Regions from separate parts of the Homo sapiens genome. Here all the other regions are linked to region 3. A link is a contact called in ENCODE Hi-C or POLR2A ChIA-PET data. All regions are on one chromosome and are shown on one strand. The core of a region is the stretch at or near the end of the contact, and the rest is flanking DNA. Distances in the headings are between cores, read along the strand shown. Region 1 holds the start of LRRC3 (leucine rich repeat containing 3). Region 2 holds the start of CFAP410 (cilia and flagella associated protein 410). Region 3 holds the start of PKNOX1 (PBX/knotted 1 homeobox 1). Region 4 holds the start of TRAPPC10 (trafficking protein particle complex subunit 10).

Region 1 (5,128 bases), core at 2,225-4,724, 1.5 Mb after region 3:
AGCAAAAGCTGATAGAGCTGCAAGGAAAAATTACAGACAAATCTGCAATTACAGTCAGAGGTTTCAACACCGCTATCAAGAATTTGTTTGTTTGAGACAGGGTCTTGCTCTGCCACCCAGGCTCAAATGCAATGGCACAATCACGGCTCACTGCAGCCTTGACTTCCTGGGCTCAAGAAATCCTCCTGCCTCAGCCTCCCAAGTAGCTAGGATTGCAGGCATGCGCTGCCATGGATGGGTGAGTTTTTGATTTTTTGTAGAGATGGTGTCTCACTTTGTTGCCCAGGCTGGTCTCTCAATAATTAGCAGAGCAAGTAGACAGAAAGTGGATGATAATATGGGCTACTCAAATAACACAGTCATTGCCGTTTATAGGACACCTCGTGGAGCAACAGTACACAAATTCAAGTGCGCATGCAACAACCGCCAACCATAATCGGGGCCATGAAAGAGTCTCAATAAATTTAAAAGGATCCGAAACATAGAATATGTCCTCTGACAACAATGGCTTTAAAGTAATGATCAACAGCAGAAAGAGCTCTGGAAAATGCACAGATATGTGGAAGTGAAATAGCATAGCTCTAAACTCATGGGTCAAAAAGGAAATCAAAGGGAAAATTATAAATTATTTTCAACTTAATGAAAACAAAAATACAACATATCAAAATTTCTGGGATGCAGTTAAAGGTGGACTTAGAGGGAAATTTATAGTACTGAATGCTTGTACAGATCAGTGACCCCAGCTTCCACCTTAAGAGACCTAAAAAAGAAGAGAAAGTCAAACCCAATGTAAGCAAAAGAGGCTGGGTGCAGTGGTTCATGCCTGTAATCCCAGCACTTTGGGAGGCCGAGGTGGGTGGATAACCTGAGGTCAGGAGTTCGAGACAAGCCTGGTCAACATGGTGAAACCCCATCTCTACTAAAAATATACAAAAATTAGCTGGGCATGGTGGCACATGCCTGTAATCCCAGCTACTCAGGAGGCTGAGGCAGGAGAATCACTTGAACCCGGAAGATGGAGTTTGCAGTGAGCCGAGATTGCCCCCACTGAACTCCAGCTTGGGCAACAAGGCAAGACTCTGTCTCAAAAACAAAAACAAAAACAAAAACAAACAAACAAAAAAACAAGCAAAAGAAAGAATAAAGAGTGGAAGTCAATGAAAAAAAAGTGCATCAACGAAACCAAAAAGCTATTTCTTTGAGAAGATCAATACAATTGATAAACTGCTATCTGATTGTTCAGTTAAAAAAAAAGCCACAATTGCCAGTATCAGAAATGAGAAAGATGACATCACCTCATACTTCACAGATGTTGAAAGGATAAAGGAATATTATGAACAACTTTATGCTAATAAATTCAACAACTTATATGCGATGGGCAATTTCTTGAGCGATACAAACTACATACATTCAGTCAAGAATAAAATAAACTCAGCAGTTGTATATCCATTAAATAATTCAACCACATATAAAAATGATAATACATCATGACCACGTGGGCTTTATCCCAAGAACACAAGATTGATTTAACACTTTAAAATCAATCATTATACTCTATCATATTAATAGATCATCACGCAAAAAGATTCTCAATAGATGCAGAAAAAACAAAATCCAACTTTCATTCCTGATTAAAAAGACTCTCAGCAAACAAGAGAAAGGATAGTCTTTTCAACAGTCTGGAAAAAACTGATTATCCACATACACAAAAAATAAACATTGAATCATATCTCATACTATAAACCCAAATAAACTTAAAATAGGTAATAGACCCAAATGCAAACCTTTAAAACTCTAAAACCCTTGTGACTTTGGGTGAGGCAAAGATTTCTTATATATGACACCAAAAGCAGGATCCATAAAAGAAAAACATAAATTGGATTTCCTCAAAATTAAAAAATTCTGCTCTTTGAAAAACTGTTAAGAGAATGAACACACAATCCAAAGGCTTGGAGAAAGCATTTACAGATCACATATCTGATAAAGGACTTGTATCCAGAATATGCAACAAACTCCCAAACTCAATAATAAGAAAATAAACAACCCAATTAAAAGTGAGTAAAAGATTTGAACTCAACGCTTACTACAGGAGATGGAGAATAAACAGATGAAATGATGCTCAACATCATTGGCCAACAGGGAAACGCAAATTAAAACCACAGTTCCATCTATCACCACACACCTATTAGAGTATTTGAAATTAAAAAGACAAACCATACCAAGTGCTGGGGAGGATGTGGAATGTAAAACCATACAATCGCTTTGGCAGTTTCTTAAAAAGTTTCACATATGGCTACCGTGGCATCCAGCCACTCCACTCCTAGACATCTATTCAAGAGAAAGAAAAGCATTCATCCAAAGACTTGTGCACAATGTTCGGATCAGCTTTATCTGTAAGAGCCAACACCAGAAACAACCCAAATGCCCACCAGCAGGTGAATGGACACAAACTGTGGTACATTCATACACTGGAGTACCATGCAGCTGTAAAAGAAATACGCATTGACAAACCAAATGACGCAGGCAAATCTCAAAAATAATTGTGCTGAGTGAAAGAAGCTACACAAAAAGTACATATTATATGATTCCATTTGTGCAAATCATAGGAAATGCAAAGTAATCAGTAGTGACAGAATGCAGATCAGTGCTTGCCTGGGGATGAGGGAGGGCAGGGAGAGATGACCAAGAGGGAACCCGGGGTGTTCACTATGCTGATTGTGGTGATGGTTTCACAGGAGTATCCGAGTGTTAAAACGTACCAAATTGAAATATGTGGCTTACCGTCTGTCAATTACACCACAATAAGGCTACTTTTTGAAAACCATGAGGATGGCTCAGGTCCGGCTCAAATGCCCCCACCCTGCGTTCCTTCCTTGGGATGTCAGACGCTGGAGCTGGAGCAGAAGGGGACCTAGATGGGCGGAGATCTAGCCCTACTCACCCACTGGCCACGGGGTAGGCGAGGGACGCTCAGCAGGGGCTTCCCGCAGACCCAGGGTCTTCAAGCCCCAGAAGTCCTGATGCCAGAGGGAAGAGGGGATTTGCCCAGAGTGAGGGGCAGGGGCTGGACCCACAGCCCCTCCCGGCGCGCAGACCCCGCCCCCACCCATAACCACGCCCTCAGCCCCCACCACCTCGTCCTCAGCCCCACAACCACGCCCCCAGCATGCCACAATTACTCCCACAACCCGCCCACAGCCCCTGCGACCTGGGTCTTAGTACCAGCTCCATCTAAAGCCGCACCACCGGCCCCTCCCATGCCCCTCCCATGCCCCTCCCCCATCTCTTCCAGGCCCCGCCCTGCCGCAGAACCCGCCCTCAAGCCCCGCCCCCGCCTAACCACAAATCCCGTTCCGGTCTCCTTACATGCCCCGCCCCTTCCCCGCCCCCGCGGGGAATCGACACAGCCTGTCTCCGCCTTTCGCCCCGCCCCCTCCAGGCCCCGCCCCACCCCGCCCCTCGCCCGCGCAGGCCGGAGTCGCGGCCTCCCCAGCTAGTGGTCGCGGGCGCGGTCGCAGGGGCAGCGGGGTGGCCGCCGCGCCAGGCGTGGAGCTGGGTCTGGCGGGCTCCGAGAGGCCCGGGAGCGGCGCGCAGAGCAGCCTCCGGCCGCCGCCGCGCAGGTAAAGCCCCCGCCCAGCCCTGGGAGCGTGGATTCCCACCCACCCCATGACCATCCCCCCGCCGCGAGTGCTGGGGTCTCGGGGGTCCCAGGTTCCGGGGGTCCTAGGGCCGGAGGGTCTAAAGGCTGGAGGTCCTGGGGGTCCGAGCCTCTCCCGGCCGGCTCCGCGCGCGGCCCCGCCGTCCACGCCCAGCGCGGGCCGCGCGCACAGGGCTTGGCTTCTCTGTTTTCTCGGTTTCCTTCTTCAGGCAGTTGAAAGAAAAGGCGCGGTTCTGTGCCCGGTGCGAGCCGCGGCTCCTTTAGGGCTGGCAGGGAAGGGCTTGCTGGGTTATGACAGTTTTTAGGGGTTGTCGGAGTCAGCCAGGCGTTGGCTGCTGGAGTAGCCCCTGGCGCGCGAGCGCCCGCTGGTGCCCGGCCACGTGCCCAGCTTGACCCGCGCTCCAGGTTCGGGAGAAGCTGCAGCCGTCACCGTCCTCCTGGCGTCCACCCTGAGGAGGGAGGGGCTGGGTGGTCCAAGCCGCCGCCACTCCGCCGCCCGGCCTTTGGTCCCCAGCGGTGCTGTAGGTGGCCAGGGGTGGCCGCAGTGACCACCCACTGGGCCATGCGGAGCCCCCTGGCAGTGCCAGCTCCCTGCACTTGTGGGACGCTCCTCCCGGGCGCATTGGGAGTCTCCAGAAGTAAGTTACAGGCAGAGCTGTTTAAGGAGGCGTGCTCCCCACCCCAGACCCTTCAGTGGGCCCTCAACACCCTCCCCACCAGTGGACGCGTTTCCCAGGTGACCGCAGCCGGCAGTGCTGACCACCCTCCCTCCCTCTCCGCTCCCTCCTGCGTCTTCCCTTTCAGAGCTGCCAGAGTGGACTGCACTGCTTCTCCCAGCGGGGCAGGATGGCGGTTTCATGTCTGGTTGGATAAGGCCTTGCCTGCGGAAACCAGCTCCATCCCCAGGCCCTAGCAGAGGCTCGCGTGTCCCCGTCCCCAGGTCAGGTCAGGATGGGCACCGTGCGCCCACCTCGCCCCTCGCTCCTGCTGGTCTCCACCCGGGAGTCTTGTCTCTTCCTCCTCTTCTGCCTGCACCTGGGCGCCGCCTGCCCACAGCCCTGCCGGTGCCCTGACCACGCAGGGGCTGTGGCTGTCTTCTGCAGCTTGCGGGGCCTTCAGGAGGTCCCCGAGGACATCCCGGCCAACACCGTGCTCCTGAAGCTCGATGCCAACAAGATCTCCCACCTCCCGGACGGGGCCTTCCAGCACCTGCACCGGCTCAGGGAGCTGGATCTGTCTCACAACGCCATCGAGGCCATCGGCTCCGCCACCTTCGCGGGCCTGGCCGGGGGCCTGCGGCTGCTGGACCTGTCTTACAACCGCATCCAGAGGATCCCCAAGGACGCCCTGGGCAAACTCAGCGCCAAGATACGCCTGTCCCACAACCCCCTGCACTGCGAGTGCGCCCTGCAGGAGGCCCTGTGGGAGCTGAAGCTGGACCCCGACTCTGTGGACGAGATCGCCTGCCAC
Region 2 (5,203 bases), core at 196-2,695, 1.4 Mb after region 3:
CTTCCTCATGGTCCCTGAGTAGCAGAAGGTTCATTTCTCTCACTGACAGACATAAACAAGGGCGTCTTTATAAGAGGTCAAGTTCAAAGGGTGAACAGGCAACTTATGAAGCAAACTTTAAAAGCCTGAAACAGGGTTGTTGTTTCTCCCAGCTTAGTGGGAGTACTGACCACCCCATGCAAAACAAAGAAATGCATTATTGAAAGCAAATGACACGGGAATTGTAGCCAAAACACCAGATATGCCAGGGCAGAGAGAAAAGCTTTTTAATTAACAGGGAAGAGCTCACTCTGGGCAGTCTGCGGACACCCCTGGGAGGAAGCGTCTGCTCTCGCTGACCCCCACACCCGCCTGCACGGTGAGGCCAGTTGACACGGCGCGGTCACTCTGCTGAGTCCCCAGGGAACCCTGGAGATCTTGCAGGCCTCAACTCCAGGCTCCCTCTTCTGGAAGCTCCTGGTCTTCCTTGGCTCAGTGAGACTCAGCATTACCTGCCTTTCAGCCTGCCTGGGTCCCACCGCACCCACGTCCCTTCCTGTCACCTGCTAGGAGTACCCTGGGAACGGCCGCCCCCAGTACTGATTACCAACGTGTTTCCTGACTCAGTCCTGGAAAGCTCAGTTCTCTCTCCTATTCGACTTGGTCCCAGTGACTGCTGGCAACCCCAGACAACAGACCCAGCCCACAGGGCACCCGGGGCAAAGGCGGGCCGGGAAATGGGGGGGGGCCCAGGCGACCCCGACCCCCGGCCTCCTCCCCTCCCTCACCCGCGGCTCCTTCGCCGCCCTCGCCCCTGCCCCTCCCCCCTTCCACTCCGCCCCCGCCCCGCCCCGCCCCGGCTCCTCCCTCCGGCTCCGCCCTCGTCCCGCCCCGGCTCCTCCCTCCGGCTCCGCCCTCGTCCCGCCCCGGCTCCTCCCTCCGGCTCCGCCCTCGTCCCGCCCCGGCTCCTCCCTCCGGCTCCGCCCTCTCCCCGCCCCGGCTCCGCCCTCTCCCCGCCCCGGCTCCGCCCTCTCCCCGCCCCGGCTCCTCCCTCCGGCTCCGCCCTCGTCCCGCCCCGGCTCCTCCCTCCGGCTCCGCCCTCTCCCCGCCCCGGCTCCTCCCTCCGGCTCCGCCCTCGCCCCGCCCCGGCTCCTCCCCCCACCCCGGGGCGGCCGCGGCCAGGCCCCGCCTCACCAGCAGTTGAGCTTGCGCACGCTGTGCAGCTCCGAGGCCTTGGCCCGGGTCAGAACCATCTTCCGCGTCAGCTTCATGGCGGCCGCCCAGGCCCGACCGGCGGGCGCCCCCGGCCTCCTGATCCCGGGCGGGTGACGACTGCGCGGCGCGTGTCTCCAGGGGCGGGGCCCGCGTCGTCAGGGGCGGATCCTGAGCCGATTGGCGGCTCGGTGAGGAGAGCGGGGCGACGCGAGCCCGCTGGGGCCGCTTGGGCGCCGCTGACACGTTGGCTCTGCTCCTGCTCATGCGCGGCCTGGGGCGCCCTTCTCTGACGCGATTCTAACGCGACCCCGGAAGCGCGCAGCGAGCAGAGGGTGGGTGCAGGTGGCGGTCCCCGAGTCGGCCCAGTGAGGGCTGAACTGCTGCTCCCAGGAACCGAGCGGGGTGGGCTCGGTCCGACGCGCATCATGGCCGAGTGCCTAGGCCTGACTCTGAGCGCAGGCCTAGCGTGGATGGCATGGGCGCTACACAGCTCCAAGTTACGCGATTCAAACTCTTGGAATAAACCCAGGGCAGCCCTGGGGCTGTGTTGATTCCTTGTCTCCCTCCCTCCCAGCATTTACAGAAAAGACGCATTTATAGGAAAGACGCACGGGCAGGTCCAGCAGAGCCCTTACAAGCATTTCAACCTTTTAGAAATCAGATAAGACCCTCTAAACATCGTTACATGGGCCACAGTTACATTAAGACAGGCGTTCTGACGTTCTGAAACCGCCTTTGCAAAAAATTGTATCGGTGAGAGAAGGTTGGCCTTGAAGGAGATCTGGCCAACCCCCATCTTGCCTTTGGCCTTAAAACTGCCCTTAATTATTCCTGGATAAGCAAAGGTAACTTTGGGAGACATTTATAGTTTAAGTGATAGCAGCCCTTCCTCAAAACTAAACAGCCTTTGTAAAGCTAATGAGACCACTGAAACCGCCTTTGCAAAAATCATAACTGAAGAAATTATGACAGGGGAAGATCTCCTCACCCACCCCATCTTCCTGCTATCCTCTAAGCTGCTTTTGTTCATTCCTGGGTGTAGACCAGACTAGCCTTGGGAAGGAATTTAGTTTATAGATTAAACTGAAACAAAATTGATAATAGCCCTTTCCCAAAAAAACCCTTCTTGCCTGGGGACCAGTCTGCCTTTGTAGGACTAACAAATTAAGCTACGAGATTAAAAATTACAGTTTAGGGGCCATGCAACCTCTGGCGGCAAGAGTCTGAACCTCCCCAAATTGCTTCTGGGAATAACATCACTGTTGCAAAACTTAAGGTCAGTGCTTGAAATATTTTGTAGACCCTGCATTCAGATGCAGCAGATGACACCACCCAAACGGATAATCTGGCTCAACCATGTGTGTGATCCCACCCAGGGACAGAAGTCAGCCAGAACTCATTTTGACCCCCTATGATTTAATCTTCGACCTGACCAATCAGCACTCACCACTTTCTGAGCCCATACCCGCCAAATTATCCTTAAAAACACGGATCCCCGAATGCTTGGGGAGACTGATTTGAGTGATAATAAAACTCTGCTCTCCTGCACAGCCAGCTCTGTGTGTATTACTCTTTCTCCATTGCAATTCCGTTGCCTTGATAAATCGGTTCTGTCTAGGCAGTGGGCAAGGCGAACCCATTGGGCGGTTACACTACCAGCCTAGAAGGATAGAGGAGCATGAATTCCACTAAGATGCAGATGTAAACATTCGTCAGCCATTATTCTGGAGGTCACAAGATAAGCTACTTCCCCAATTACTCCTGCAGGTAACATCACTATTGTACCTTTGCAGGTTTCTTGCATGTCTCACACGGATGGATCCAGCTAAATGTCTTGCCAACAGCTCCTGTGGCCCCACCCAGAAGCCATGCAGCACAAAAGGACCAAAAGGACAGCTAGATTTCATCTCGCACCTAACCAATCAGCACTCCCCATGCCCTAGCCCCCTGTTCACCAAACTACCTTTGAACAACCCCTAACCCATGAGCCTTCAATTGTAACCGAGCAGCTTAGCAGCTGTGAATCCAAAATATCTGAGACAGGACTCAATCTGTTTAGAAAGTTTATTTTGTCAAGGTTAAGGACAAGCCCATGACACAGCCTCAGGAGGTCCTGATGACATGTGCCCTGGGTGGCTGGGGCACAGCTTGCTTTCATACATTTTTAGGGAGACATGAGACATCAATCAATATGTGTAAGATGGAAAAAGAAGAAAAAATATATGTATAAGATGTACATTAAGCCGGGCGCGGTGGCTCACGCCTATAATCCCAGTACTTTGGGAGGCTGAGGCAGGTGGATGGCCTGAGGTCAGGAGTTCGAGACCAGCCTGGCCAACATAGTGAAACCCTGTCTCTACTAAAAATACAAAAAATTAGCTGGGCGCGGTGGTGGGTTTCACTCGTGTCCATGTGAAGAGACCACCAAACAGGCTTTGTGTGAGCAATCAAGCTGTTTATTTCACCTGGGTGCAGGTGGGCTGAGTCTGAAAAGAGAGTCAGTGAAGGGAGATAAGGGTGGGGCCGTTTTATAGGATTTGGGTAGATAAAGGAAAATTATAGTCAAAGGGGGGTTGTTCTCTGGCGGGCAGAGTGGGAGTCACAAGGTGCTCAGTAGGGGAGCTTTTGAGCCAGGATGAGCCAGGAGAAGGAATTTCACAAGACAATGTTATCAGTTAAGGCAGGAACAGGCCATTTTCACTTCTTTTATGGTGGAATGTCATCAGTTAAGGCGAGAACCAGCCATCTGGATGTGTACGTGCAGGTCACAGGGGACATGGTGGCTTAGCTTGGGCTCAGAGGCCTGACAGTGGGCGCCTGTAATCCCAACTACTTTGGAGGCTGAGGCAGGAGAATCGCTTGAACCCGGGAGGCAGAGGTTGCAGTGAGCCGAGACTGTGCCATTGCACTCCAGTCTGCGCAACAAGAGCGAGACTCCGTCTTAAAAAAAAAAAAAAGATGTACATTAGTTCAGTCTGGAAAGGCAGGACACCTTGAAGGCCGGGTGGGGTTGTGGGGGTGGAGGGAGGCTTCCAGCTTCCAGGTCATCGGTGGATAAGAGACAAAAGATTGCATTCTTTTGAGTCCTTTCACTGAATACACAATTTGGTCTAGCTTAGTAAATCTGCATTTTTACATAAACAATAAGGCAGAGAAAGCAAACAGATAGGCATGTGTCTCCGGTGAGCAGGGGGATGACCTCCTGTCCCACACCTGTGAAGATCAGCTATCAGTTTACATTCCAGGGTGAAATTCAACAGAACTGTTTGAGGGTAAAGATCTTGAGGCCCACAAGGAATTTCCTTGTGGGCAAATTGTGAGGGAGCTTCATAGCTTTTTATCTTTGTAGCGATCTTATTTAGGAATAAAATTGGAGGCAGGTTTGCCTGATGCATTTTCCAGCTGACTTTTCCCTTGACTTAGTGATTTTAAGGTCTTGAGCTTTATATTCCTTTCACACAGCTAAGCCTCAAACCATGTTTTAAAACTTTTTCCCCTTTCCCCTTTCCTCCTCCTCCACCCTAGTCTGAAGATGTAACTGAGACAAGCTGCTTGTGTTACCTTCCATCTTGAAATACAGCCTGGGAATGTGAACCTCCACTCCGTTCCCATCCTGTGCTCTCAGGCCTTATGCACATTTAGTTTACCTGGATGCCTGTTAAGCACACACCATGCTCACTTATCTGGTCATCTCTTTGCTTGGAAGCTTCAGGGGTCAGCTCCTGAAAGGGACCGGACACCTCATTCTGTCTCCAACAAGATTACTTCAAGGCCAGAACTCACTCTCGGCCTTGAAGTAATTGAGGACTAAACTCTGATTTTTCTTTTTTTATCTTGCCCAAATTCCTAAAGGGCATGGACAGTCATGCCCTACAAACCATAAATTCTCATCAGATGGGTTTTATTTAACCTTCTATATCGTGGTGTTGACAAAAAGAGTCAAACTCTGTAAAATATTTTAAGAGATTTATTCTGAGCCAGATATGAATGACCATGGCCCGTGACGCAG
Region 3 (5,321 bases), core at 546-3,045:
TCAACTCCTGACCTCAAGTAATCTGCCCGCCTTGGCCTCCCCAAAGTGCTGGGATTACTGGCGTGAGCCACTGCGCCCGACCCCTTTTAGGCAATGTAGGGTATCTTCCAAACGTTGCCATGGCATTTGAAAACTGTCATGGCGCTGGCGAGAGTGTGTTTTACCAAGCTCATATATTATAATTAGTGTATAATCAGCAGTGAGGAAGGCCACAGGTCACTTTCCCCGCCATCTTGGTTTTGGTGGGATTTGGCCGGCTTCTTTACTGCATCCTGTTTTATCAGCAGGATCCTTGTGACCTGTGTCTTGTTCCGACCTCCTATCTCATCCGATTACTAAGAACGCCTTAACTCCTGGGGGGTGCGGCCCAGCAGGTCTCAGCTTCAGTTTACCCAGCCCATGTGGAGTCTCTCTGTTCCAACACCTATTGACACTTGCATCTGGATCTTGCACTAGGCTCTGCAGATTATGCTCAGTCTTGAATACTGAGCTTTTTTTGTCCCCTTGAACTTCCCTCCTTGGGCAAGTATCTCAGGGCCTCCCTCTTGCCCACCCTGCTGCTTCCCATCTTTCTGAAAGAGGCGGCTCTGCAGCTGCACAGCACTTGGCCAAGACCTCCTGGCGGTGTGGAGCTCTGAAGACACAGGAGGGATGTCCTCCGAGCTGTTCATGCCTAGACCTACCCCCAGGCTCCCTCTAGCAATCAGCTCCAGTCCTGGGCCTGTCTGCCTTCCGGGAGGAGTGGGGGCCCACAGAGCTGCCCTTCCCGCGCTGTGTATGGACTCAAGGCACTGATGGCCTTCGGTGGGCCACTGCATAAATGGATGTTTCTGCAGTATTGAAGGCCAGTCAGGCAAACCGTGTGCTTTCCTACGCAGTGGGGAATGTGTCGCCCTTTCCTTACATCTTGGAGACCAAAGCCACCATCTGCACTTGTGGGTACATTGTGGCAGTGGTCGGTTAGGGTGGTCTTTCAAAGCAGTTTGAAATGCAGACACTTGTGGGCGTCCCCTAAGGCAGGTGCCCTTTACCTGGAGGCCGCATTGGTCACCTAGACCCGCAAGGCTCACCTGGGCCGGAAGGTGTGGTCAAGCGAGGCCAAGTAGCCCAGAGGCCACCCCTAAGCACCTGTGGACATCATGAGTCCTTGCTGGGGTCCTCACAGAGGGAAGACAGCCCCCAGGGTAAAGCCTCAGGTGCTAAGCACTCGCGCTGCCGCAGGGGGGGAGGCACGTGAGCATCCACTGTGCCGCCCAGGACGGGCCCACCCGGGCTCCAGAGCCTGGGGAGGAAGGCTGCGAGGCTCCCACGGGCTTACATTCAAACCGGGCACACACAGAACGGAGGCCTTCGGCTACGGGACGCCCGGCGGTGGGGTTACGGATGGTACAGCCCTCCCTCCCCGCCTGCTCGAGGCAAATGGTTTCGCCCGGCTACACACACCTCTCCTGGGCGGCAACCGAGGGCGCGGAGGGGGCAAGACGTGCGCTGAGGCCACGCCCCTACTGCATAGTCATAAGGCGGGAGGCTCTGCCTTCGGGGCGGGGCAGACAGCTCCTCGCGCTCGGGCGCGGCCGGTTGGGGGCACGGCCTAGCTCCGGGTGCGGGCGGGGCTGGAGGCGGGGCCGGCCACCGCCCGGTTCCCGCCCTCGCTCTCCTCCCCCAGCGATCAGGCCCCGCCCCGCGCCCGCCGCCGCGCAGGGAGGGGCGGGGCCCGTCTCCGGCAGGCCCCGCCCCCTCTCTGAATATTGATGCGGCGCGCGTCGGCGTCGCCCTCCTCCCATTGAGCGAGGCTGTGTCGCGTGGCCCAGCGTCGGCGTGACGGTTGGACGCGGGCGCGGCACTGCGGGTCCCGATTGCTGCAGCCGCTTGTCAGTGTGATGAAGATTGGCACCCAGGTAAGCTGTCACTCAACCGCTCCGCCGCCGCCGCCGCCGCTCTCGCCGCCGCCGTCCCTATCAATCACACCGGCCCGCGGCCGCCGCCCGCCGCCGCCGCTGCCGCCCGGGTCTGGAGGGCCGGCGCTGCCCTCGAGGGCCCGCATTTGACCCGCCGCCCGGGGCAGGGGGCGGGGAGGGGGCGCGGGTGGGGGAGGGGAGCGGGCACCCGCGGGGGAGGGGGCGCCTTCAGCCCAACCGGCGCGGGGGCGCGCCCAGTTGGTTTCTTAGTGTGGGTTGAGGGACGCGGAAATTTCTGGAAGGCGCCGCCGCCGCCGCGCTGGGCCTGATCGAAGCGCGCGCTCCTAACCGTCCCTTTCGGAGTGCGGCGCGCGCCCCGGCGCGGGGCGGGGGCGCGCGGAGCCCGGCGCGGGCGGGGCGGCGGGCGTGAGGGTCGGGGGCGCGCGGCGGGGCGGGGCCGGGGCGGGCGGCGCGCGTGGGGCCGGTCGGGTCCGCGGCCTCGCGGAGTCCTCAGGGCCGGCGGGGCTGCTCGGAGGGTGCGGGGCGCGCGGCGGCGCAGGCGGGAAGATGGCGGCCGCGACCCCGGCCCCGGCCTCGGCCGTGGCGAGCGGGTGGGTCGGGGTCCTGGGGGCGGTGGGCGTGATGGGGCTCGTGGCCCTCAGCCGGGCGCCGGCGCGGGAGCAGCCCAGGGCCGCTCGCTGACGGCAGTGTTTGGGGCCGGGTGCTGGGGAAGCGGTTCCGGCGTCCCGGGAATTGGTGGGAAGAGCCGCTTCTGTCACACGGGTCGTGGTAATGGATGACAGGAAGTGCCGGGCAGGGTCTGGGCGCCCTGTGGGTTTGCACCTTCCTTGTGAGGGAAATCGTGTCACTTAACGAAAAATGAAGAAACGCGGAGTCTGCTTTATGTCATCCTCGTGGCTCTCGAAATGCCTTATTTGGACAGTGGCTCTGCGACGGGACCAGTTAGGGCCTCCGTTCCGATGGCGGATTCCTGACGGGAGGCCCGAGGGTCCGGGAATGGCGGCGTCCTGAGGTCGGGCCCAGGGCAGGCCAGGCTGAGCGCCACGGCGGGGCCGCAGCCCTGGGGGGTGTTCCACCTGTGTGTGGGGTTCTCTTCCAACTCTACGAGAGTTTGCTTTTTAAAACAGTAGATGATTTTTCCTTAGGAAGTGGTTCCTCTTCAGGATGAAAGAAACCCCCAGCTTTAGTTAGGTCTACTTTCATGATTTTTCCTGGCATACTGAAAAATAGGCTTTCTCTAAACATAAGGAAGAATCGAGGTGAAATGTGAACCTCTGCCAGTATAGTTATTGGTGATGCTCTTGCATTTAGTCATAATTTGGAAGATGGCAGGCTGACCCCAATGAGCCTTTCATCACTCTGCTTAATTTACTTAGAGTGATTTGTGAATCCTGTCCTTGTACACAGGCGTACCTCAGATAATTCGAGTTCTAATCCAGACCACCGCAGTAAAATAAGTATTGCAGTAAAGCAAGTGACGCAACAGTTTTAGGTTTTTCAGTGCATATGAAAGTTGTAATTACAGTATACTACTTAAAGTGTGCAATAGCAAGCATTATATCTATAAAAATGTGCTTACGTTAATTAAAAAATATTTTAGTGCTAAAAATACTAATGATCATCTGAGCCTTTAGTGAGTCCTGCTTGTTTTATACTTTGACAATCTGGCCTCAGTGTGGATGGCTGCTGACTGATCAGGGTGGTGGTGGCTGTGTCAGTTACTTAAAATAAGACAACAGTGAAATTTACTGCATTGATGGACTCCTCCTTTCATGAAAGACTTCTTTGTAGCATGTGATGCTGTTTTGATAGCATTTTAACCACAGTGAAAATTCTTTCAAAGTTGGAGGCTATTCTCAAACTCTGCCACTGCTATCCACTAAGTTGATGTGATATTCCAAATGTTTTGTTGTCATTTCCACAATGTGCACAGCGTCTTCACTAGGAATAAATTCCATTTCAAGAAACCACTTTCTTTGCTCATCCGTAAGAAGCAACTGTTCATTATTTCCACCACATCTGCAGTTCCTTCCTCCACTGAAGTCTTGAACTCCTCCAAGTCATCATAAGGGTTAGAATCAACTTCTTCCAAACTCCTGTTAATGTTATTTGACTTCCTTCCATGAATCATGAATGGCATCTAGAATGGCAGATTCTTTCCAGAAGGTTTTCAGTTTACTTTGCCCAGATTCATGCGAGGAATCACTACCACAGCTATAGCCTTACAAAATGTATTTCTTAAATAATTAAGACTTGAAAGTCAAGATTACTCCTTGGATCCATAGCTGCAGAATGGATGTGGTGTTAGCAGACATGAAGACAGCATTCATCTCCTTGTGTACATCTCCATCAGAGCCCTTGGGTGACTAGGTACATTGTCAGTGAACGGTAATATTTTGAAAGAAATCTTTTTCTGAGCAGTGGATCTCAACAGTGGGTTTAAAATATTCAGTAATGTGTTATTCCATTTCCAGAGCACAGGCAAGAGTAGACGTAACATAATTCTTCAGAACCCTAGGATTTTCAGAATGGTCAAAGACCACTGGCTTCAGCTTAAAGTCACCAGTGACATTTGCCCCTAACAAGAGAGCCAGCTTGCCCTTTGAAACTAAGCACTGAGTTCTCTCTAGGTATGAAAGTCCTAGATGTCATCTCCTTCCAAAGGAAGTCTTTTGTCTATATTGAAAATCTGCTTTTTCGTCTCGCTGCCTTCATCAATGATCTTAGCTAGACCTGGATAACCTGGTGTTGCTTTTCTGTTAGGTAGCACTTGCTGCTTCACCTTGTACTTTCGTGTTATGGGGACAGCTTCTTTCCTTAAACCTCATGAACCAGCCTCTGCTGCTTCCAACTTTTTTTTTTTTTTTTTTTTTTTTTTTGAGATGGATTTTCACTCTTGTTGCCCAAGCTGGAGAGCAATGGCGTGATCTCGGCTCACTGCAACCTCCACCTCCCGGGTTCAAGCGATTCTCCTGCCTCAGCCTCCGTAGTAGCTGGGAGTACAGGCAGCTGCCACCACATACAGCTAATTTTTTGTATTTTTAGTAGAGACGGGCTCTACTAAATGTTAGCTAGGCTGGGACTTCTGACCTCAGGTGATCCACCTGCCTCAGCCTCTCAAAGTGCTGGGATTACAGGGGTGAGCTGCCGTGCCTGGCTCCAACTTTTCTTCTGCATCTTCCTCACCTCTCTCAGCCTTCATAGAATTGAAGAAAACTTGGGCCTGGTTCTCGATTAGGCTTCAGTTTAAGGGAATGTTGTGGCTGGTTTGATCTAATCAGACCACTCATACTTTCCACATATCACCAATAAGGCTGTTTCACTTTCTTTCCCTCCCTCCCTCTTTTTTTGAGACTATTGCCCAGGTTGGAGTGCAGTGGTATGATCATGGCTCACTGCAAC
Region 4 (4,894 bases), core at 209-2,708, 1.0 Mb after region 3:
CAGGAAAACAAGCTCAGGGCTCCCACTGATTCCACATTATGGGAAGTTGTATTTTATTACATATTACAACATAAAAATAATAAAGTGCACAATAAATGAAATGTGTTTGAATCGTCCTGAAACCACCCCAACTTTGTCTGTGGAAAAACTGCATTCTATGAAACTGGTCCCTGGTGCCAAAAAGGTTGGGGACTGCTGCTGTTAATGACTAAGAAAGACCAGGTCTCCCCCTTCCCATTTGGTGATTTTTGTTACAGATTAGCTGTCTCCATTGTCCTGTACCTGACTTAGACCAGACAGCACAGAGACCCCAGGACTGTTTCATCTTCAGTGGGTCCCCAAAGAAAAAGACCACCTCGACTAAACAGACTGTTGTAACTATGCATTAGGCCTTATACAGAAAAGACGCTGAAATTCGGTTAGGCTTCCCGAGACGCTGGCTATAGAAACGACCCCAAATTTCTACGTTTGAGAACACTGACTTCCATTCTTTATAATGTTTCCTGGGCGCCTCAAGCTTCGCATTTGACTAAACTCTAGATTCTGACCCTTTTGATTATTTTTGGTTGACAGTTTTTGTCATTTTATGGCTGGGAGTGATGGCTCACACCTGTAATCTCAACACTTTGGGAGGCCAAGGCTGGAGGATCACTTGAGCCCAGGAGTTTGAAACCAGCCTGGAAAACATAGTGAGATCCCGACAAAAGAAAAGAAAAGAAAAAAATTAGCTGGGCGTGGTGGCTGCCCCCGTGGTCCCAGTTACTGGCGGAGGGGGTGGGGCGGGGGGAAACAAGGCGGGAGGATCGCTTGAGCCTGGAAGGTGGAGGCTGCAGTGAGCCGTGTCCCGCCACTGCACTCCAGCCTGAGCCAACTGAGGAAGACCCTGCTCCAAAGAAAAAAAGAAAAAGAAACACCCGCGCCCCGCCCCCCCCGTTTACGTGCACAAGAAGCCCATATGCAGTTAAGTGTGAGGTTTATTTTGTGGCATTCCGAAATGCCGAGGGCCAGGTCCCCACAAAAACATTTGCGGCGTGAGGGAAACGGGAAGAGCCCAGCGGTAGGCGGAAGGCACGCGCCGGGGACACTCAGCGGCGAGGGCCTGCGGGAGCCCCCAGCGCGATAAGGAGCCCGGCCGGGGAGCAGCGGCCCGCCGCGGGACGCCCGAGCTGCGGGGAACGCGAGGGCAGCGAGGCCGGCGTCTCTGGTCCGGGAGCGTCCAGGCTCGCTCACCGCGCGCGAGGCCCGCCTGCCGAGTCCTGGCCTCAGCTCCGGCGCAGGGCCCAGCGGGGCGCCCACTGCCGAGGGAGGAAGATGGACGTGTCCCGGGAGCCCCGCTCCGCCTCCCACTTCCCACCTCCCGGTCCCGCGCGGCCGGCCCGGGCGCACTTCCGTCGGAGGCGAAGCGCGGCGAAGACCCGCCCCGTGAAGCCTCGCGCGCCCCGGAAATGGTCATGCGGCGGCGCCGAGGCCGGAAGTGGCTGAGGCCGGCAGCAGCGGGCGGCAGCTGCGGCGCAACCGGCTCCGGAGCTGCCTGGCGCGGCCGGGCGGGCGGCGCCGCTCAGGCTCGGGCTCCGGCTGGGCCCGGCGCGGCCTCGGGGCTGCCCATGGGGCGCGGGGGGCCGGGCCGGTGACGCCGGACGCCCATGGACGCCTCTGAGGAGCCGCTGCCGCCGGTGATCTACACCATGGAGAACAAGCCCATCGTCACCTGTGAGTGCCCGGAGGCGGGGAGGGCGCGGCGGTCGTTGGGCGGGCCCGGGCCCTGGCGTTATGCACCCGGCGCCCCCAGACCTTCAGCCCCCGGCGCGCTCCGGGCTGGGCCGCTTCCTGGAGGTGTGACCAGGGCTGCGGCTGAGGCGGGGCCCTCTGACTTTTCGGGGACGCCCTCTGACCTTCCCGCCGGGCGACCTCTGACCCCTGGGGGGCGCCCTCGGGCCGGCTGCAGTTGGAGCCGGTGGAACCCGGCGGACTCTGCCCGGGACTGGGCGCGCGCCGGCGTCGAGGGCGAGGAGCGGGGGCTGCCACCGCCCCGTCCCGCCCCCGTTGAGCCGCGCGCCCGGGACCTGGGGGCCCCGGCCTCTTCCGCCGGGCGGTTTTGCCCGCGGGCGCCCTTTCCCCGACTACGGGGAAGTCCTTGGGGGCTCGCAGAGTTGCAGGCGTTGGCGAAGTAGGAACAGTTTGTTGCGGGGTGAAGCGTCAGGCAGAGCCGCCGGGACTGCTTTCGCTCCTACACACTTCCCCGCCGCGCACTCAAACCATTTTACGGATGAGAAAGCCGAGGCTCGGGCGCTTAGGCGAGCTTGCTCCCCATGAACAGCCTCCCGCTCGAGTCTACACTACGGACACCTGGTGCCTCTTGGGTGTCGTGTCCTCCCCGCACCCCTCCTTTAATGCATACACAAAGGAACTGTTTTTCTGTTACGGGAAAAATGTTCCCTAAATTTTAGAAGTGTGACTCTCCAGAGTTAAATACGGTTAAGAACAGTGAGCTTATGGGAAGTATTGAAATGTTTGTTGGTTGGCTTTTAGGTGACTTGCAGAGAGGTGTTTCAGACTGTTACGATTTTTGACCTTTGACAGTATTCTGTATTTTCATGCATGTATGCAGTTAGTTTTTTTCTAGTTGTCTTTCGTGCTTGGAAAGGAAGCACTCTCTGTTGCAAAATCTGGGTGCCCAGGCCACAGTAGACTGTATGTCGTGAGAACTCCTGTTTCCCTCTCACTCTGTCAGCGGGTGTGCACCTGCTGTGTTCCTTCCTGTTAGATCCCTGAGAAACTGTATATTGAAGGTTGAATTTTGTTGCTTCAGCTTTAGGTGATAGACTTATTTCTTTCCTTCCTTTTGCTTTATTTTGTCTCTTCTCCTCTCCTCCTCTCTCTTTTTTTTCTACAGAGACCTAGACGAGATGATAGACTTTTCTTAGGGAAGTGGACTGTGTCTCATTTAAAATTGGAGACTTGCATAGTTCAGCAGTAGCTGTCTTTTTTCCTCCCCAGAATATTTGTCAGCTGAAAGTCTTTTCCTACTCTGCACCTTCAGCCCCAGAGGGCAGATGTGGGTAGAGCTGGTCTGCAGGCCCTGCAATTTCCCAGGGGCTTTCCCAGTGCTCAGGGAAGATGAAGCCATGCGCAGTTCATGTTAAGTTTTACTGTCTTCCAGAGGTTGAACATTTTTCTCCTAAAGTGCTGTGCACGTTGTGAATGCTGGATACACATTCATTGCCTGTACGGACATCCACACATCTAATTTTATCTTCTACCTCCTAGCTTGCTTACATTTCAATAGCAATATGTATTTATAGGCATTATGTAAATACATTTCTGAGGAGAAAGTTCCTAAGCTCTATTGGATTCAACCATAACTAAAGGGGTAAAGTTTGTTATCTGGTTGCCAGTGTTGGAGATATTTAATGTTTAGTTTTGTACATGCGTGCATCACGGACAGCTGAAGGATGCGGTTTTCTTTCCTACAGATTTATTGGATTGTCATCTTGGTGGTGGGTTTTTTCCTGTGTTTTGAGCAGCAGAGTGAATTTTTTTTTTTCCTTCTTCTTCTTTTTTGAGACGGCGTCTTTCTCTGTCGCCCAGGCTGGAGTGCAGTGGCATGATCTCGGCCATGATCTTGGCTCACTGCAACCTCTGCCTCCCGGGTTCAAGCGATTCTCCTTCCTCGGCCTCCCGAGTAGCTGGGATTACAGGCGCATGCTGCCATGCCCGGCTAATTTTTTGTTTGTTTGTTTTTGTTTTTTTTTTTTTTCAGTAGAGACAGAGTTTCACCATGTTGGTGAGGCTGGTCTCGAACTCCTGACCTTGGGTTGTCCACCTGCGCAGCCTCCCGAAGTGCTGGGATTACAGGCTTGAGCCCCCACCCTTGGCCTCAAGCAACATAGTGAATGTTAATCTCTGCATGGATGGTACACTGTCCTAGAAGGTGCAAACTTTCATTCATTGGAGTCTCAGAAGAGAAGGGGGCTTCAGTAGACTGTCAAAGTTAACTTGAAAAATGATCACTTTAAAAGTGAAGGTAAAAAGCTGACTTCATACTTCCCACTTGAAATTATGTTGTGGTATATCTGGGACTGAAGCTTTAGGAAGCACTTGGCCTGGTTTCACTTTATGCCTTCATCTTGCTCCTCTCTTTCAGCTATACATGTTTTGAAAGGAGAAGGTGGTATGAACAATTGCTTTAAAAAAATCCACCCAGAGGCTAATTAACCCTTAACTTTTTAATATTATGTACATAGTTCTCTTAGTAGGCAACATTTTTGTTTTCAAAAATCTTTTAAATTCTTACTTGAAATGGTATTACCTCAGATCTGTTCATTTTAAAATGAAAGTAGAGTTTATGCATGTTGTGAATTTTTTTTCCATAGAATGTATAATATTTTACTTCAGTGAAAATGCATTCTGCTTAGACCTTTCTGGGAAGAATATAGAATGTAACTGGTTCAGGTGAATTTAAAAACTGTGTATATGTAGGGATAGAAGAATGAAAAGTTCCCAAAGATTAAGGGTAATTAGAATAGATTATTACTTTAAAACCTAGCTGATTATTTCACTTCATTTTATTATTATTATTTTTTTAGAGATGGGGTCTCGCTCTGTCACCTAGGCTAGAGTGCAGTGGCATGGTCATAGCCGACTGCAGCCTTGCTGGGCTCAAGTGACCCCTCCCTTAGCCTGCCAAGTAGCCAGCACTACAGGTATGACCCACCTCACCTGGCCTGAATTATTTTAATAATATTTTGAAGCTCTCCAAATTTTTTTTTTTTTTTTCTGTCTGAGACAGAGTCTTGTTCTCTTGCCCAGGCTGGAGTGCAGTGGCGCGATCTCGGCTCACTGCAACTTCTGCCTCCCGGGTTCAGTCGATTCTCCTGCCTCAGCCTCCCAAGTA

Evidence for each region. Hi-C counts contacts between places; a loop is a spot of excess contacts on that map. ChIA-PET counts read pairs that join two places held with the same protein, here RNA polymerase II (POLR2A). Pooled maps may share reads with other maps.
Region 1: a map of CD8-positive, alpha-beta T cell shows a loop between it and region 3 (6-fold over the local background). The contact joins the promoter of LRRC3 here to the promoter of PKNOX1 in region 3. A Hi-C loop is called at or near these places in 2 of 168 maps with a recorded cell type or tissue (CD8-positive, alpha-beta T cell and naive thymus-derived CD4-positive, alpha-beta T cell), 2 of 37 single-sample maps with no recorded cell type and 7 of 50 pooled maps.
Region 2: a map of ascending aorta shows a loop between it and region 3 (22-fold over the local background). The contact joins the promoter of CFAP410 here to the promoter of PKNOX1 in region 3. A Hi-C loop is called at or near these places in 4 of 168 maps with a recorded cell type or tissue (CD4-positive, alpha-beta memory T cell, ascending aorta, naive thymus-derived CD4-positive, alpha-beta T cell and 1 more), 10 of 37 single-sample maps with no recorded cell type and 15 of 50 pooled maps.
Region 4: a loop to region 3 is called in a map of B cell, with 9 times the contacts of the local background. The contact joins the promoter of TRAPPC10 here to the promoter of PKNOX1 in region 3. A Hi-C loop is called at or near these places in 2 of 168 maps with a recorded cell type or tissue (B cell and naive thymus-derived CD4-positive, alpha-beta T cell), 2 of 37 single-sample maps with no recorded cell type and 14 of 50 pooled maps. POLR2A ChIA-PET finds 5 or more read pairs at or near these places in 1 of 52 experiments (T-cell).

What each region holds. Positions count from the first base shown.
Region 1 is chr21:44,452,036-44,457,163 of GRCh38, forward strand. It overlaps LRRC3 (leucine rich repeat containing 3), which reads left to right and starts at 3,475. Exons shown (of 2, transcript NM_030891.6): 1 at 3,475-3,620; 2 at 4,463-5,128. The coding sequence starts at 4,610. It overlaps LRRC3-DT (LRRC3 divergent transcript), which reads right to left and starts at 3,249. Exons shown (of 4, transcript NR_047476.1): 1 at 3,209-3,249; 2 at 2,942-3,017. RefSeq lists an enhancer at 2,472-2,972 and silencers at 3,136-3,315, 3,404-3,833.
Region 2 is chr21:44,337,945-44,343,147 of GRCh38, forward strand. It overlaps CFAP410 (cilia and flagella associated protein 410), which reads right to left and starts at 1,446. Exons shown (of 7, transcript NM_004928.3): 1 at 1,174-1,446. The coding sequence starts at 1,250. RefSeq lists silencers at 615-734, 1,035-1,404 and enhancers at 1,405-1,624, 3,487-4,129, 4,130-4,773.
Region 3 is chr21:42,972,767-42,978,087 of GRCh38, forward strand. It overlaps PKNOX1 (PBX/knotted 1 homeobox 1), which reads left to right and starts at 1,796. Exons shown (of 11, transcript NM_004571.5): 1 at 1,796-1,898. RefSeq lists silencers at 984-1,143, 1,454-1,843, 1,974-2,293, 2,434-2,633 and an enhancer at 2,595-3,321.
Region 4 is chr21:44,010,851-44,015,744 of GRCh38, forward strand. TRAPPC10 (trafficking protein particle complex subunit 10) reads left to right here and starts at 1,459. Exons shown (of 23, transcript NM_003274.5): 1 at 1,459-1,710. The coding sequence starts at 1,644. RefSeq lists silencers at 1,084-1,463, 1,614-2,283 and enhancers at 2,834-2,893, 2,914-2,963.